Regions from separate parts of the Homo sapiens genome. Here region 1 is linked to region 2. A link is a loop called in an ENCODE intact Hi-C map of the cell type or tissue named here. Cell type or tissue: ascending aorta. All regions are shown on one strand. Each heading gives the region's core, and the rest is flanking DNA. Links, peaks and the distances in the headings are about the cores only.

Evidence for each region. Peaks named below come from ENCODE experiments on the same cell type or tissue, not always from the same donor. Only the 100,000 strongest peaks of a DNase experiment are listed, where the experiment ranks them.
Region 1: a loop joins it to region 2, with 2.6 times the contacts of the local background. A loop is called at or near these places in 7 of 110 quality-filtered maps.

The regions. Positions count from the first base shown.
Region 1 is chr10:122,283,137-122,290,871 of GRCh38, reverse strand. BTBD16 (BTB domain containing 16) reads right to left here. Exons shown (of 16, transcript NM_144587.5): 4 at 6,948-7,021; 5 at 4,624-4,767; 6 at 874-963. Among named protein-coding and RNA genes, the nearest start is that of BTBD16, 16 kb to the right of the region's middle. In ascending aorta, for the core only: no CTCF peak of the experiment used is centred there; a DNase peak (open chromatin) is centred at 3,831; H3K27ac peaks cover 2,500 bases.
Region 2 is chr10:122,138,523-122,146,836 of GRCh38, reverse strand. It overlaps TACC2 (transforming acidic coiled-coil containing protein 2), which reads right to left. Exons shown (of 23, transcript NM_206862.4): 7 at 3,131-3,265. LOC124902518 (a long non-coding RNA gene) reads left to right here. Exons shown (of 2, transcript XR_007062323.1): 2 at 1-533. Among named protein-coding and RNA genes, the nearest start is that of BTBD16, 130 kb to the left of the region's middle. RefSeq lists enhancers at 5,369-5,663, 5,389-5,683. In ascending aorta, for the core only: a CTCF peak has its summit at 3,871 (motif pointing left); DNase peaks (open chromatin) are centred at 3,814, 4,033 and 4,586; H3K4me3 peaks cover 488 bases; H3K27ac peaks cover 2,067 bases.

The sequences.
Region 1 (7,735 bases), core at 2,743-5,242, 140 kb before region 2:
TGAGCTTCTGCTGAAAGGATCCTCCTTTAAGCCTGTTCTCAGGGGTGAGACCATCCTGGGTTCTCCCCTAACCTGGGGTCTGTGGCCTGCGCAGGAATGTGACTGCCCATATAGGTGTAGAATTTTGTGTGCACGTCGTGTATTTTTTTTTTCTGGAGACAACATATATCTTACAGCAGATTCTCCTTGGAGTCTGGGGACTTCCAAAAAGGTTAAAGACTCTTGGAAAGAGCCAGAATAATTTGATGGTTCAGGAGCTGAACTGCCTTGGCTAGGGGCCAGATGGACTTAGCTGATTCACCGTCAGAGTGTCCTCTGGCGACAAATGGCCCAACGAGTGCTGAAGTTTCCTCACCGAGCGATTCCTAAACAAGTGCCATCACATGACATCACGGATGTTGCACAAGCAAAGAAGTCTGCCCATGAGTGGCTGTGAGGGGATGGGGAGAGAGTGAGCCCAAGTTGGGGGAGGTAAGGGGTGGTCCTTGGCAGGAAGAGGCCGGTAAAGTGTTATTTGGGAGCAAGGCTGGGCCTGATGGCTTCCCTGGGTGGGTGTGAGCCTAAAGCAGCAATTCCTTTTGTGCTTGGTCCGTCTCTGAGAAGCCGCTGTCTTCTCCCGGTCTCTGCATCCTTCACACCCTTTCTCAATGACAAGAACCTCTCTTTAGTAGCATTCCACCTTCTTCCATTTCCCCAAGTCACCCTAGCCTTCTCGCCCCTTCTTTCTTTGCACGTTCGGGCCTTTTTAATAAGAAAGCACTGAACACTGTCTACTGTTGGTTTGTTTTGCTTTGTTGTTGCTTGTGCATTTTTAAATCTGGGAGGACCATTTGTTCAATGGCATTCTCAGAATATAGACGGGTATATACATACCGACTTTAGTGACCAGTGGGTCATTGATCTTCAAGGAAATGATGATCCTCTTTGCAGGGGATTTTTCTTTGGTCTTCTTAGGTGATTGAGCTAGTAAAGGAAATGAGATGATGATGGCAGGATGTGATAACCGTGGTGAAGACACAGTGGGAGGCACCCACCACCCTGGCATGACCATGAGGTATCAAGATATGTATCACACTATATTTTATTTGTTTCATAGATGTAATTAATTAATTAATTAATTAATTTTTGTGTGTGAGATGGAGTTTCACTCTTGTCGCCCAGGCTAGAATGCAGTGGCACTGTCTAGGCTCACTGCAACCTCTGCCTTCTGGGTTCAAGCTATTCTCCTGCCTCAGCCTCCCAAGTAGCTGGGATTATAGGCATGCTCCACCATGCCTGGCTAGTTTTACATTTTTAGTAGAAATGGAGTTTCACCATGTTGGCCAGGCTGGTCTCGAACTCCTGACCTCAGGTGATCTGCCAGCCTCAGCCTCCCAAAGTGCTGGGATTACAAATGTGAACCACCGCGCCCGGCCTATAGACGCATTTTTAAATACTTATTTACTTTGAAATAGTTTAAGACTCATAAGAAGTTGCAAAAAGAGTGCAGAGTTCCCACGTATCCCTCGCCTAACTTCCCCCAACGATCCTACATAGCCCTGTGCATGGTCAAAACCGAGAAACTGATGCTCACACTGCATTTTACATATTTATGACCTCCCCCATCCTTTCTCTTATTAGGCTTTGAGCAGTTTAAGGGCAGACTGAACCTCAGTCATTTCTGTAACCCGAGCACCTGGAGCAGTGCAGGCAGGCAGTGGGAGTGCCACCTGCTGCAGGGTGAACATGGGACTGAGGTGTCCCTGTGGTGGCTATTGTCACTCTGCCCCAGAGAGCTCCACTCTGGGGACCCCTGCCACCAAGGATTTCCAGGAGGAAGGGAAAAGGTAGCCCAATTCATTGCTAGCCAATGCCATCCACTCAGTCATCCTCGAATGTGAGCTACAGAGTGGCACTGCTCTCAGGTCTCCAGAGGTGCCCCACACCCTTGGCACAAAAGCCAAGGCCCCACTAGCAGCCCCAATTCCCACATGGCCTGCAACCCCTGCCCACCGCTCTGCCCATCATGCCCCCACCTAGCCCCTCACCGGCATGCTCCTCGGGATGGTGTGGGGCTTCCGCCCTCCCTTCCTCATCGGGGGTCTTCTCACATGTCCCTCCCCCCGAGAGGGCTTTCCTGACCCCAAATGTAAGGTAGCACCCCACTCCCCTGCTAACTGATTTTATTCTTCTTCAGAGACTAATTTGACCACGACCTTCTATTTACTACTCTGTGTCCCTGTTGTGCTTTTCCCCCAAGCAGCTCAGCTGAGGTGGTTCACTTGCCGCTCCACCCACTGGGCCCATCCCAGGCTCACACACACTGGTGCTAGTAAATATCAGCTGAATGAACGCAGCACATGGATTCCATCACCAGGGAGCTCAAGGTTCCAGATAATGAAAAATGATGTGAGCCAGAGCCAAAAAGCCCATCATCCTGTGCAACTATAAAGAAAGAGAGAGCAAAGGATCCTTTCCCCTCCATCTCCCCTCGCTGTCATCCGTCACCTGGCTCTGTGCTGGCTCTCACTGAGTAAATACTCACTGAGAACCTACTAAGCACCAGGCTTGTTCCACTCTGGGTCACATTCTTCTCCAGTATGACTACACGGCCTCCCATCTGCTCACGCCAGCCTGCCATCCACCCCGTGGCAGGGAGTAAATGGGAGGATGCATGTGAGTGCCTGGCACACAGTAGGCATGCAGGAGGTGGCAGTTAATATTACAATGTGTCACAATATTTGTCATGCTTTCCCAGCATTTTGGGCTTGTCTGTCCCCTCAGATGGTAAGCTCCTAGCACAATGCCTGGCATAAGCTAAGCATTCCACATAGGAAGGAAGGAAGAAAAGAAGGAAGAGAGGGAGGGAGGGAGGGAATCAGTTATGTCAGAGTAAGTGAAAGATAGGAATTCAGTATTCCCTCCAGGTTGAGTAAAACCCCAAAATTGGATAAGATATCAATAATTTGTTCATACTCTTCCCCAAAGTTCTCCAAAGCCAAGGTGGTTAGTTTGTTTTTAGTAAGTGGGCCACTTCCTCCTTGGATTCCACGCTAGAGAATAAACACGTCCTCTCCAGGACAGCTGCTCCTCCAGTCTCCATGGAAGGAAATCAAGCAGCTGGAGAGCCTGTGCATCTCTGCAGAGTCCAGCAATCCAGGGTCTGGCCAGAAGTTCCAGGATAGCAACACAGATGATATTGAGAACATGAAAGTGATAACCGTGAGACAGGTATGCAAACCACCATTGTGAGATATTTTCGCTTTTAAAGGCACATGAAGGACTGTGACTGTTCCTATTGAAAGACGTGAATCCCATGGCTTGATCGGTCCATGGAACTTGCGAGGAGACCCTGGAGTTGTGACAGTCCAGGGCACTGGGATTTCATCTCTGCACCTTCCCTCTTGTCTCTCAGCCAGGCGTAGCCTCTAGCAGGGAGGCTTGGATCAGAGTGGCTGTCTTAGCAGGGCTAAATGTTTTCATTTTAGGGACCCATTCTAGACATGTTAAAGACCGTAACGTTAATGACTCCATTTCCACTTCCAAATTCTCCTGCTTTTCCATGAACTCACTGTCTGGCTCACCAGAGCCTTTCACTGATGGCCTGATGAATGTTTTGACTTGGGTACAGGGGAGATGGAAGAGCCCAGTCTGGCCCTTGAAGACACTGGGACAAAGGCTTCAGAAGAGCACAGAGGCTCATGAGCCAGCACCAAGCTTGTTGCAGTTCTGCAGGAGCCCAGCTGGCTCTCACTGCCTGCACAGCGGGGAAGGGCTGAGTCAGATTCCCGCAGGCAGTGGGGCTCTCCCTCCAGGCTCAGGCTCAGGGAGGGGGAGTGACTGGGGGCTCCGGCTGCCTGTCTGGCTCTAGAATAACAGGGCTTTGCTGTCATGTCTTGGAAATAGAAAGTCCGTCATGACTGGTATGCTGGCTGGCTTTGGGGGCCTCGAATTTTCCGTGGCACCTGCTTATGAGTCAGCCCGAGGGGATGCCAACCTGTAGCCCAAAGCAGCAGCTGGCAGTGCAGATGGAGACGACTTAGAGACCAGGTGAGAGGAGGCTGGGGTGGTCAGGACTGGAAAAGGAGACAAAGAAAGAAGTGGCCTACATTCTTTCTGGAATAAGGTGGAAGAGAGACGAGAAGAGAAGAGGAAAGAAAAGCAAAGACAACAACAAAATAGATGCACACATGTGGGCCTCAAACCAGCATACTTAGGGCCAAACAAGCCACAGATATCAGAATTCCACCTTCCTTCCAGAAAGCTCTTCAGAAAATTCCACATAGCCTATTTTTTCTTTTCAAAGAAGTAGGTAGAGTCTCTATGTCTGGGCTGGCCAGACAAGACTCGGGTTATTACAAAGATAATAACTGGCATGTACTGAGAGCTTGCTGTGTGCCAGGCCTTGTTCTAGAACCTCACACCTAGTACCTCCTCTACTCTTCAAAGCCGCATCCTAAGAACTATTATCCCCATTTTACACTTGAGGAAACTGAGGCTGTCATGGGATGAGATAACACTGTGGAGCCTTACTCTTGACTGCTAGAGTGACCGTGGTCTCAAAACAGATAACCATGTTCCAAGCTGGGACCGTCAAGCTAGAGGGCACTGGGGCTCCAGCACTGGGTGCCAGGGAGGAAGTACCTCGCAGAAGCTCCTCCAGCTCCCTCAGGGGGTGTGTGGTGCCCTGCGCCAGGGCTTTCAGGTAGAGCTTGGCCAAGGTCTCAGACTGAAAAAGCTGGGGCTGATGGAGCTCCCATTTGAAGCCCAGGCACTCGAGAATCACATCTGAGGACAGAAAATGATGCTGAGCAAACACATCAGTAACGTCCCCACCCAAAGATGCATCAGCTTCCTCTCCCCCAGCTCCTTTGCTCGGTGGATCATTAAGCACATGAAGCAGGCAAGCAGCCTCCCCAGGCATCTCAGAAAGGAAGCAGTGAAGTGTGGGCCTCGGGGGCTTAGTGGCTTTGAGGGGGACACCAAACCAGTCTTACAGGGTCACCCAGGACATGTCACGTGTCCAGGACAGCTGTCGGCTAACAGCTGTAGGACTTCAGAGGCACTTGTGCTGCCCTCCAATGTGGGGAATGAGGAAAAGCTTCATGGAACGAGGACATTGTCTGGGGCACTCTTGGGGGGCCTCATTCTGGCTTCCCCTATGACAGTGTTTCTCAGCCCCGGCACTGTAAACATTTTGGGCCAGATACGTGCCTGTTGGGGTGCTGTCCCGTGCACTGTGGATCCCCAGTAGCAGCCCTGGCATCTACCTACTACATGCCAGTAGCACTCCCTCCCCAGCGGTGACAACCAAAAATCTTTCCAGACATTGCCAAGTGTCCGCAATGAAGCCAAATCACCCCCCAGTTCCCTGTTGAGAACTACTGGGCTATGAATACAAAGCATGACCCATCTGAAAGGCAATAGCAGGCCCACCAACGAGGGTAGGATTCTCATGACCCTCTTTGACAATATAAAGAAGGCTCTTTGCAAACTGTAGAAGACTTTCTTCAGGGGCATCTAACCTGAGGATAAAATCAGTGATCACTAAAAGAAGAGGCTTTTTGATAGAGGAGGGCAGATGGCGAAACCAAGGATGCCAGGCCAGGTGAGGCTCAAGAGGCCATGGGGAGAGGACTCTGCATGGCTCAGCTCCTGTGTTGTTAGTACAGAGCTGGGGGGAGGAGAGGTGCCTAGAACCCTCAATCTGAGTGCCAGACAGGACCTGAAGGGTCACTAGCCCCATCTACGTATTTCTTGATTTTGCCATTAGTTTCACGGTGTGACCTTGGGTACCTGATTCTTCTTCCTGCTATTATTATTGTTATTCACCCATGTTATGATATTGTTTAGTGCTGGGGTTCCGGGGGGTTTGCATCTCAAATATTACATTGCCTTAGGTGGTCTGGTTATGCTGAGTTAGAAAAAGTCTCAGCCCATCAGGGTGATTATAGGCAGGAGCGGAATTGTGGATACAGCATATTCACTCACTGGATGTCAATTTCCACTTTCAGGATGGCCAATGCATGGCAGCCATCACTAATCAATCCAGAGCTCTTTCTCTCATGCCAGGAGATGGTCTCAGACTACTTCTCCTGTTCAGAGTTGAAGGAGAGAAAAGAATTTATTAGCCTTTCTTTGGAAAGGAGTCTGGCTCTGATCTCAGGCAGTCACACCATGCAGTAGGCTTTATCCAAAAAAAAAAAAAAAAAAAAAAAATCCACTTTAAGAAGCTGCCTCCTCATGAGGCTCAATGAACCTTTTTCTAGCAAAAAAGGACCTATCCTGATTCTTGATCCTGCCTCAGAAAAGTCCTCTTGAACAAGTGCAGCTGTGAACGTCCAAGTCATGACTGGTTAGAGCCCAAAGAGACAAAGAACAGCTGCTTTATGCTTGCTGCACTCTGTTTAGTCTTTCAATACAAAGACTACTTTTTTTTTTTTTGAGATGGAGTCTTGCTCTGTCACCCAGGCTGGAGTGCAGTGGTGCAGTCTTGGCTCACTGCAACCTCCTCCTCCTGGGTTCAAGTGATTCTCCTGCGTCAGCCTCCTGAGTAGCTGGGATTACATGTGCATGCCACTACAACTAGCTAGTTTTTGTATTTTTAGTAGAGACGGGGTTTCACCATGTTGGCGAGGCTGGTCTTGAACTCCTGACCTCAAGTGATTCACTCGCCTGGGCCTTCCTGCTGGGATTACAGGTGTGGGCTATTTATTGACATCAACACATTTGTCTTTATCATGGCGAGGAGCATATGAAAATGTGTTTACCAAGCTTGACTTCACTCACTGCACATTTGACAAATATTTACCGGGCACCTATTATTTCTTAGACGCTGGGAAGTGGATGAGAATTGCAACTTATACACTAGCGCCCTGGTTTATGGACTGGTCTCCTTCCATAAAGACCACAAGATGCCCCTGAAATCAGCAACATTCTGGCTTAATCCATGGATAACACAAACTCACCTGCTTCCCCACTTTGGATGTCCTTGTTCTTGAAATTCTCAAAGAAAAACTTCTGGATTTGTGAAATGCATAACCTCAAGGGAAAATGCAAATATAAAATCCAGGAGTTAATACTGACATTTTTCTCCAACTACAACATGCATTATTCTAGCATAAATGTCCTTAAAGCACCCATTGATCAAGCTAATCATATCTCGCCCTTTGGAAGAGTTTCCTCAGGTCACCATTTGCCGATCTGAAAAACTGTAGGCTTTCTGATAGCTGGCTCATAATGTGATTGCTGTGTTCAGTTTGTGGGTAGGCCTTACCGAGGAGATATTTCAGGCCATAATTGGCTGCCTGAATGACACCTTATTCAGTGTCTAAAACATTATCTAGCATATAGTAGACACTCAGTAAATATCTGCTGGGAGAAAAGAATAGAGGGTTCTGCTCATTTCTGGGATGTGAACTCACCAACATTTTTCTTTAGAGGTCATACAGGTCCCATTCTCAGTGTGTCCAAAAACTAAACCTAGCATCTACCCCAAATCCTACCCTGCTCACTCGGATTCTCATTTCAGGAAATGGCACCACCAGCCTGCAGTTGCCCAAGCCAGCATGCTGAGTGTTGTTACATCTCATCACTTGCCTAGATCTTTCGAATTTGTCCATCTCTCTTTGCTGTTCTTGCTATAGCCTTCGTCTAAGCCCCTGTGATCTCCCTCCAGTCACTGCCAAAGTCTCCCAGCCTCCGGCCCTGCTCTGCTCGGAGGCCTGCCTCCCACAAAATGCAAATTTGGTCTTGT
Region 2 (8,314 bases), core at 2,740-5,239:
ATGTGGTTTCCTGGATGGGATCCTGGAACAGAAAAAGGACATTAGGGAAAAACTAAGAAAACGTGAATCAACTATTGTATTAGTTCATTTTCTGTTGCTTATAGCAGAATACCTGAAACTAGATAACTTATAAAGAAAAGTAGTTGTTTTCTTACAGTTATGGAGTCTGAGAAGTCAAAGGTCAAGGGGCAGCATCTGGTGAGGGCCTTCTTGCTGGTGGGGACTCTGCAGAGTACAGAGGTGGTTCAGGGTATCCTATAACGAGGGGGCTGAGTAAGCTAGCTCGGGTCTTTCTTCCTCTTCTTATAAAGCCACCAGTCCCACTCCCATGATATCCCAGCAATCCATTAATTCATGAATGGATTAACCCATTCATGAGTGCAGAGCCACATAACCCAATCACCTCTTAAAGGCCTCACCTCTCAATACTGCCAGATTGGGGGTTAAGTTTCAGCATGAATTTTGGAGGCAACAAATACTCAAACCACAGCAACTATAGACTTTAGTTATTATAATAAAGATGTATCAATATATTGATAACTTTTTTTTTTTGAGATGGACCTCAGGGTCCATGCACATGCTGTTTCTCCCCAACAATATCTATTCTCTTCTGTATCTTCAGCAACCTCCGGCCCAGCCCACACATAAACCCACTCAGCCTAAGCTCTCAGTCGATTCCCTGGGAAGCCATCCTCAGCTACCCAGACTAAGTGAGGTTGTGGGTCGCATCCATCCAGGGTGCTGCACTTCTCCCCTAGTAACTCATTGCTCCATGTCTATCTGCCAGCACTGGATGCTCCTTGAGGGCAGGACGGTGCCTGTCTTCCAGACCTCTGTGTCCTGTCCCTAGCACAGTGATTGGCCCAGAGTAATCCCAAGTTCATGTTGCTGAATGGCTCAGATGTGTAAATGAATGAGATTCAGAAGCAACCCACACAGAGTGGGCTCCAGGGCTAAAGGTGAGATCACCCAGTGTGCCTTCTATGACAGGTTGAGAGCCGTGAGCCCATCTGACCTCAGGAAAGAAAGACATAGAGCAAATGGGTACCACTTGTGTCTGCTGGTGCCAGGAGGCACCAGAGATGCTCTCTGACCCTAACACTGCATCAGCAAAAGGTCTGAAGGTTGAAATTTTTATTTTAGATTTCATCAAAAATCTACTCTAGCCCTTGGATAAGTTCTTTTAAAAAAAATGAGGTATAACTTACATACCAAAAAATAGTAAAATTCACTCTTTTTAAGTATATAGTTCCACAAATTTTACAGAACATTTCCATCACCCCCCACAAAGATCTCTTCATGCTCATTTGTAGTCAATACAAATCCCAGCCCCCAGTGCCCACTGATCTGTTTTCCATTCCTTATTGTTTTGCCTTTCCCAGAATCTCATCTAGACTGAATCATGTAGAATGTAGTCTTTTGAGTCCAGTCTTTCTCACTTAGCCTAATGCATTTGCGATTCATCAATTTAGTTGCATGAATCAATAGCTTGTTCCTTTTTATGGGTGAGTAATATTCCTTGGCATAGATATACCACAATTTGTTGATCCTTTCACCAGTGGATAGATATCTGGGTTGTTTCAAATTTGGGGCAATTATGAAGAATACATGCATACAAGTTTTTAGGTAGACATATATTTTCATCGTTCATAGGTAAATATCTAAAAATGGGATTGCTGGGTCATATTGTGGATTTATGTTTACCTTTATAAGAAACTGAAGGGCAGAATATTTGAGAAGAGTAATTGTATTTCTTTCTCCAACACATTTTGGTTGTGCACCTACTATGTCCAAGGCAAACCAAGGGTGTTTCCCCAAACAGCTGGGGATGTTCCTGCTCCCCAACCTCTGCTTGTGCTATCTCACCAGCAGAAAAGCAGACCTCCCATACATTTCCTTGTCCTTGGGCCAAGAATTATGGCAGACCAGGCACTGCGGTGGATCCAAGAGGGGTGGAACAAATGTTCCTGCTCTGCCAACAACAATCTGAAGGATGGAAAGTCCCTCTGGGACTCAGGACCAACAGAGCTGCAGGTAGATGCCAGGAGATACAGGACAGAGAAGAGTTTAATGGTCTAGGTGGCATCATCCAGATAAGGCAGACTCTGGTCCAGCTCTGGGCCCACCCTACTGTTACCCGGTATTCTAGAATATCATCTGCATGTGGTGATGTTCCCTTCCTCTGATTTCTCTACTACTTCCCGACACTCTGGTTTGGCAGCTGGTTGTCTACGCTTTGGGCACCCCTTATATTCTTGCCCTCTACCATGGCTTAGCTTTCAGCACTGTGTGCTTCCCAGCCAGCAGGAGCTCCCTGAGGACCGAGGCCTGCCGTTCTCAGCACACCCAGATGCATTTGGCTCTCTACAAAATACTGTCCAAGAATGCTCTTTAGGAGGCTTTAATGATTTATAATCAAAACCAACTGCTTGCATGGAAACAGGAGTTCCAAATACTTGCTCTAATCATTAACTTTATGTGTCAACTTGGCTGGCCCATTGAACCCAGATATTTGATCCAACCTGTCTCAATTTCACTGTGGAGATATTTTTTACATGAGATTAATATTGAAATCAGTAGATTTTGAGTAAAGCTGATTACCTCCTATAATGTGGGTGGACCTCATCCCATCAGTTGAAGGCCTTAAAGGAAAAGGATTGACCTTCCCCAAGGAAAAGGGAATTCTGCCAGCAGATGGCCTTGGGGCTCTGCTACAACAACTCTTCCCTACTCTCCAGCCTGCCCTGCATTATTTCAGACTTGCTAGCCCCCACAATCACATGAGCCAATCCCTTAAAATAAATCCCTCTCTCTGCATATATATATACATATAAATACATACACATATAGATCATCCATCCATCTATCCATCCTATTGGCTCTGTTTCTGTGCAGAACCCTAACGCACTCGCCCACACCATGCTTCCCACTGTGACATGAGGAGCAGGTGGGCAAGGGTAAACCTGAGATCGGCTATGGCCCAAAGGGTCAGAGACATGGTCTCACGGGGCCAAATGGTCACCACCTTGTTACCATCCTAAATGCGGCTCACCCCAAGACCTAGGGGGCAGAGACCACCAGGCCCCTGCTCTCCGGGGGCAGGTGCTGTGGAGGGGGACTTGCGCAATACCTGCTGAGGTCCTTGGCCGGATCTGGGCAGGAGGGAGTGGAAGCTTCTACTCTGTCACCAGCTGGGGCAGATGGCGAAACTATGTGTTCTGCAGCCGAGGGAGGAAGACCCGCATGGGCAGCAGCTGGGGAGATGCTGGGGACACAATGAGGGAATTATTCCACATGGTGCTGGGCTCATTAATGGCACATTCATCAGGCCCCATTCACCCCACCCAACCCACCCGCCCACACATGGAATGGACTCTTTAAACCCCAGCACTTGGCTCCCCGGCTTCCCCATCCAGGCCTCCACTTCTGCACAGCAGGGCCTGTGGCTGCAACGAAGTGGCTCCCAGGCCAGGCCCTTAAGCTCCTCCCTCCTTAAGCTTCTGTAGAACCGGGTTTCTTTAACAGAGGCAGCTCAGGTGTCCAGGACACGCTATGTGAGTTTTCTCGTTTGATTTTTGTTTAGAGGAGAGGATTTTTTTTATGATGATTTCTATTCGTTTGTGATAGGCAATGAAACTCTACAAGGTGAGAACTAAAATACAACTTTACAAATTCCCCAGGCTTTGCCCGCAAATCCCAAGGCTGAGAAAAATCCAGGGGAAAAGGATGATGGGAAATTCGGGAACCTGCCCCGGGACCAGTTGGGCCACCCGTGTCCTGGGGGAGGAATGAGTTTCAGAGACGGAGTGTGGCCCTCGAGTAGGGAACGAGTGCCCCCTGCTGGACAGCCAGGGAACCACAGCGTGCGGGGCCTCCGGGGGTAGCACTGGAGACCACTCCCCACAAAAGCCAAAAGGCACAGGCTTGCAGTGCAGAAGAGGTTCTGATTTTCCCCACTGGCAAAAAGCAAGGCTAGCAACGGCCTCCACAGACTAAAGCCTGGGAACAGCTTTCAGGGTGGTACCCTCCCAGCCTCTCCAGCCATCCCTGCTCTGGTCCACAGTGGGACTGGCCAGGCTGAAGGTGTCTTGGGGTAGCCAGGCTGGAATACAAGACTCAGCACAGACGGCCTGAAACCCAGCCTGAGGTGGTAGCTGGGGTTTGTGGCGTCACAGCCCTTGCAGTGAGGGATCACTGCTTCCCTCTGCGGGTAAACACCTCCAGGGAGCTCCCAGATTGCAGGAGTCCAGGGTGCGTGGGCCTCTGGGCTGCTATGTCTGCTCACTCCATCTCTTCGAGGTCCACCTGACAGGCTAGCACCCTGGTCTGAAGGGCAGCTGCCATAGGCACCCACACTGTACACTGGACAGAGGACTCAGTCTTGCCCATAAGTCTGGTCACAGCTTAGCAGATTCTGCAGGTCCAGCAGGCACTTCCCAGCCCCTCACCGTCCTGGCCTCAGAGCTCCACGAGGACAGGGGCCACATCTGCCACATCCACCGCAGGATCGCAACCCTGGGCCAGGCCGCCCACAGCAGGCAGAGGGGATACCGCCAAGTGTCCAACTGGCTGCAACCAAGTGTGGGAGCAGAGCCAGGGCTGGAACCCATGCTGCCTGCTCCCTCGGGGCTCCACAGAGGAAAACAGAGCCCAAGAAATAACGACCTAGGAAAGCCCAGAGCAGACCAATCCACGGGGGAACAAAAATTACAAGTGCTTGGAGGAAACCCAGCAAAACAGCAAAGTGGATTCACAGATGGAGTGACTGGCCTCCTTTGTCAAACTATTATTTGCAACAATTTGGGCAGTGGCTAAAATTAATCATTTTGTAAAAGAATGACTCAAAATGAATAATGCAAACTACCAGAGGCATTTAAGCTCCTTAAGAGAGCTATTTTGCACTTTGGAGGCTGACATGTACTCATAATCGGCAAATGGACCACTTACAAACGCAAACTACTAGTCTAACTTCGCTTTCTCAAGAAATTACACTGCTGTGCTCCCCCCTCCACCACACACATCCCACCAAGATTTTACTTAGTTTAATGCAAATTGTGGAAAGGTGGTATTGTTTGTGGTTCTGTGATTTAAGGGTACTGTTTATCAAACTGCAAGGAAGGATCTCTGTCTTAGAAAACAGTGGCGGGTGGGGGGGAGATGCTACCTTAGATCTGTGGCCCGCTGCTAATCACAACAAAGCCAGCTCTGTGACAGCTGACAGCCCTGGGATCTGATGCAGATGCCCAAGGCTACACCTGCCCCATCTCTGAGAACACCCTGGGGCAGCACAACCAAGGCTCACTCACCAAGCTCCCCCGCCTGCCCTTAACACCCACAGCTGCTCCTGTTCCTGAGGGGCCACCTGGCTGCTCCCTCCTCCCTTCCTTCTGTTGGTCCCAACTGCCATGGCCACACCCTTCCTGCGCTGGCTGGGTCCCGTTAGCCAAAGGCATCAAACAAGTGTGACTCAACAGCTCATTTAAGAAAGGCGCCCCCCTCCTTCCACCGCCTGTTGGCTCATACCCAGGGGCCGAGGAGGTCAGGCTCCCACGAGGAAACACTCAGTGACTCACCATCCAAGCCCAAGCGCTAACACATGGGCCCCCACAGACACCTCCTGGGCCCAACAGAACTTCTCCTCTTCCCTCCTGACCCTCCTCCTCCTCCCCCAATTTTCCCAGCAAGGTAGTGGCACCATCAGCCCGCCAGGCCCTGGCACTGACTTCCAGTTCTCTCATTCCCATGCCCCTCATCACCCCTTCCTGCTGAGTCACCTCCTTCTCCTTCTGGAATCTGCCCTCTCTGAGCAGGACTCCTGGGCTATCCTGCTGTGCCTGCTTTCCGTTTTGTCCCCTCAGATCCAAGGCCCCACAGCCACCAGAATGACCCAACTCAAGTTCTGATCAGGTCCTTCCACTGAGTAAAGCCCTCCCTGACTTTCCACGGCATTCGGAAGCTGGTCCTCCAGGAGCCTAGTCAAGGTCCCTTGAACTCCCCCTGAGCTGCCAGAGGGCAATGTTGCTCAAGCAAAGCGAGTAAGCAGGTAGGGGCAGCCGGCAGCCAGCTCCTCACCAACAACCCCAGTCAGCTCCCATCTGCGTTCAAGCCTCCCGTGACCAGCAGTGACTCCTCTTAAAGACATTGTTCTCAGGAAGTCGGGCCCTGAACAAATGCCCAGGACCAATCCCAGGCCTTTGCAGAACCTTCCAGACAGCTGCCAAACCCAGCCCAGAGAGAGCAGGGCACTGATATGGGGTCCGCACATTCTGTAGTCTCATTCCACCTGCTAGAGTTATCTTGCTGTCTTCCTCTGGCGGAAAGCTAGCCTGGGGCTAAACATCTGGGATGCCTTTTTCCATTTAAGGAGTTAATCAGTGTTTTCCAAACCTTATTGGAATAACGAAGAAGCTGAATTCAAATTCATGTAGAGTGTTTATATTTTTGGAAGAGGAAGGATATGTTGATTTAAGTTCAACCTGCTATTTCTTTTTGTTTAGGACAGAGCTGACAGCATATAAACCACCACGCTTTCAGCAGACAGCCATGACTTATTGATCAAGGCGTTCTTTCCTGCTAAGCCCAGCTAGACAAGACCTCAGAATCCATCGCAACACAGATCCCTAGAGAACCATTACCAATGGATCAGAGACGATGGATCTGAAGAGTTTGCTGTCCCTGAGTTAGCACCTTGCTAAGGTCCTCACAAACAACAACTGGTCCCACTGCCCATTCGGCTGCAGTCTCCAGCCACACACACAGCTCCAGGGCTCACATTCAGCCCGACAGCCCTGCAGATCCGGCCGCAGTGAGACACCGTCAGCAGCTGTTGTCCTTTGATTCCCTGGTCAGGGCTTTTGAGTCCCGCTAGGCAGATCCCTCACTGAACTGATAGCAAATTTCATTTCAGAGATTGGCTGGAGCTGCCAAATTAAGCCCTTGTGCAAGGACAAACACCAGAGTGGCCCAGGCTGTCACGGGAGGGTGATAACAGCCCCCAAGGTGCAGGCCAAACACATCAGTCCTGTTGGCCAGATGGGTGACAGCATCTTATCTCCCATTTCACATCACCATCTGGAAGGCATTTAGCACTAACAGCCCTTCCTCCCAGGCCTCTTGATTTTTTTCTTCCGAAATTCCCAAGTGCACATGATCACATAATAGGGCAAGCGTTAAGGCCGAAGACTCAGGTCATGCTGAAGGTGAGATGCAAAGTGCAGAAAGGAAAGTGCTGTGAAATTGTGGGTTTGGAGAGCCAGGCTTGGTTGATACAAATGCTGGACAGCCAGTCCCACGGAGGCCTGGGACTTGATAAAATGAGACTCAGCAATGGGAGATAGAACAGGCGTCTCTCAGAGGCAGCCACTGAAAAGCCCCAAAGCCAAAATCAGAAGGTGCTGAGAGGTGCTTGTGAATTGGCTGGAAGCTCCGAGGCAGGCACATCCAGATATTTCTGGTCGTTGGTGAGATCCACCAGCATTCGAGCACCAGCCAGTTCACGTGAGAGCGTGAGCAGCCCCAAACAAGCTGATCTGCAGATTTCCAGCGGGCGCTGGGCTCCTGCGCAGTTAACCCTGAACTGGCTGGTCAGCTCTTCCCTGGCACACGTCTATCCACTTTACCTTCACAGAGAGAGCCCGTGCTCAGAGGAGGGATGTTATTTTCAAATTTGGCACAAGCAAAACTTAAGCAGGAAGGAAAATATTCACCAAGGGAAAAGTGATAAACACCATCCCAAAACCATAGGCGAGGCTTTGGTCTGGCTTGGATCGTCCAAGTTATGAATCCCCACGCCTGGTCATCACCAGCAGCTCTGCGGGCCCAGGGGCAAGATTTCCTTATGTCCTGAGCTCTCTGGGGATGAGTCCTGGTTTACAGAGGCTACAGGGGTGGAGACACAAGGGATAAAAGGAGACTGATCTTGGATATCCAAGATTATTTATTCAGAAAGTCAAAATCTGCCTATACAGATAAAGCAGCTCAAGAAGCATGAAAAACCAAAACAAGAACAGAATCTTGTGTGAGTGTGAACCGTATGAAATTCTCAATATCTGACACTTGCCAATGTGGCAGTTCATGTGGTTCAACCCCAACAGCAGCCAGACAGACAATGGAAACTCAAAGGCTCTGAAGAAATGTAAAGGTGCACCCCAATTCACTCAGCACGCTGGGTGCTGGCTTCACAAATCTGATTCATGAATGTCAAAGTACCTTCTAAAGGTACAAAGGAATTCTGTTATTCAGAGAAGACTTTTGGGAGATCCATTTTCTAAATTAAAAATAATTCCTCCACTTTATCATTCAGTCTTTGTTTGTT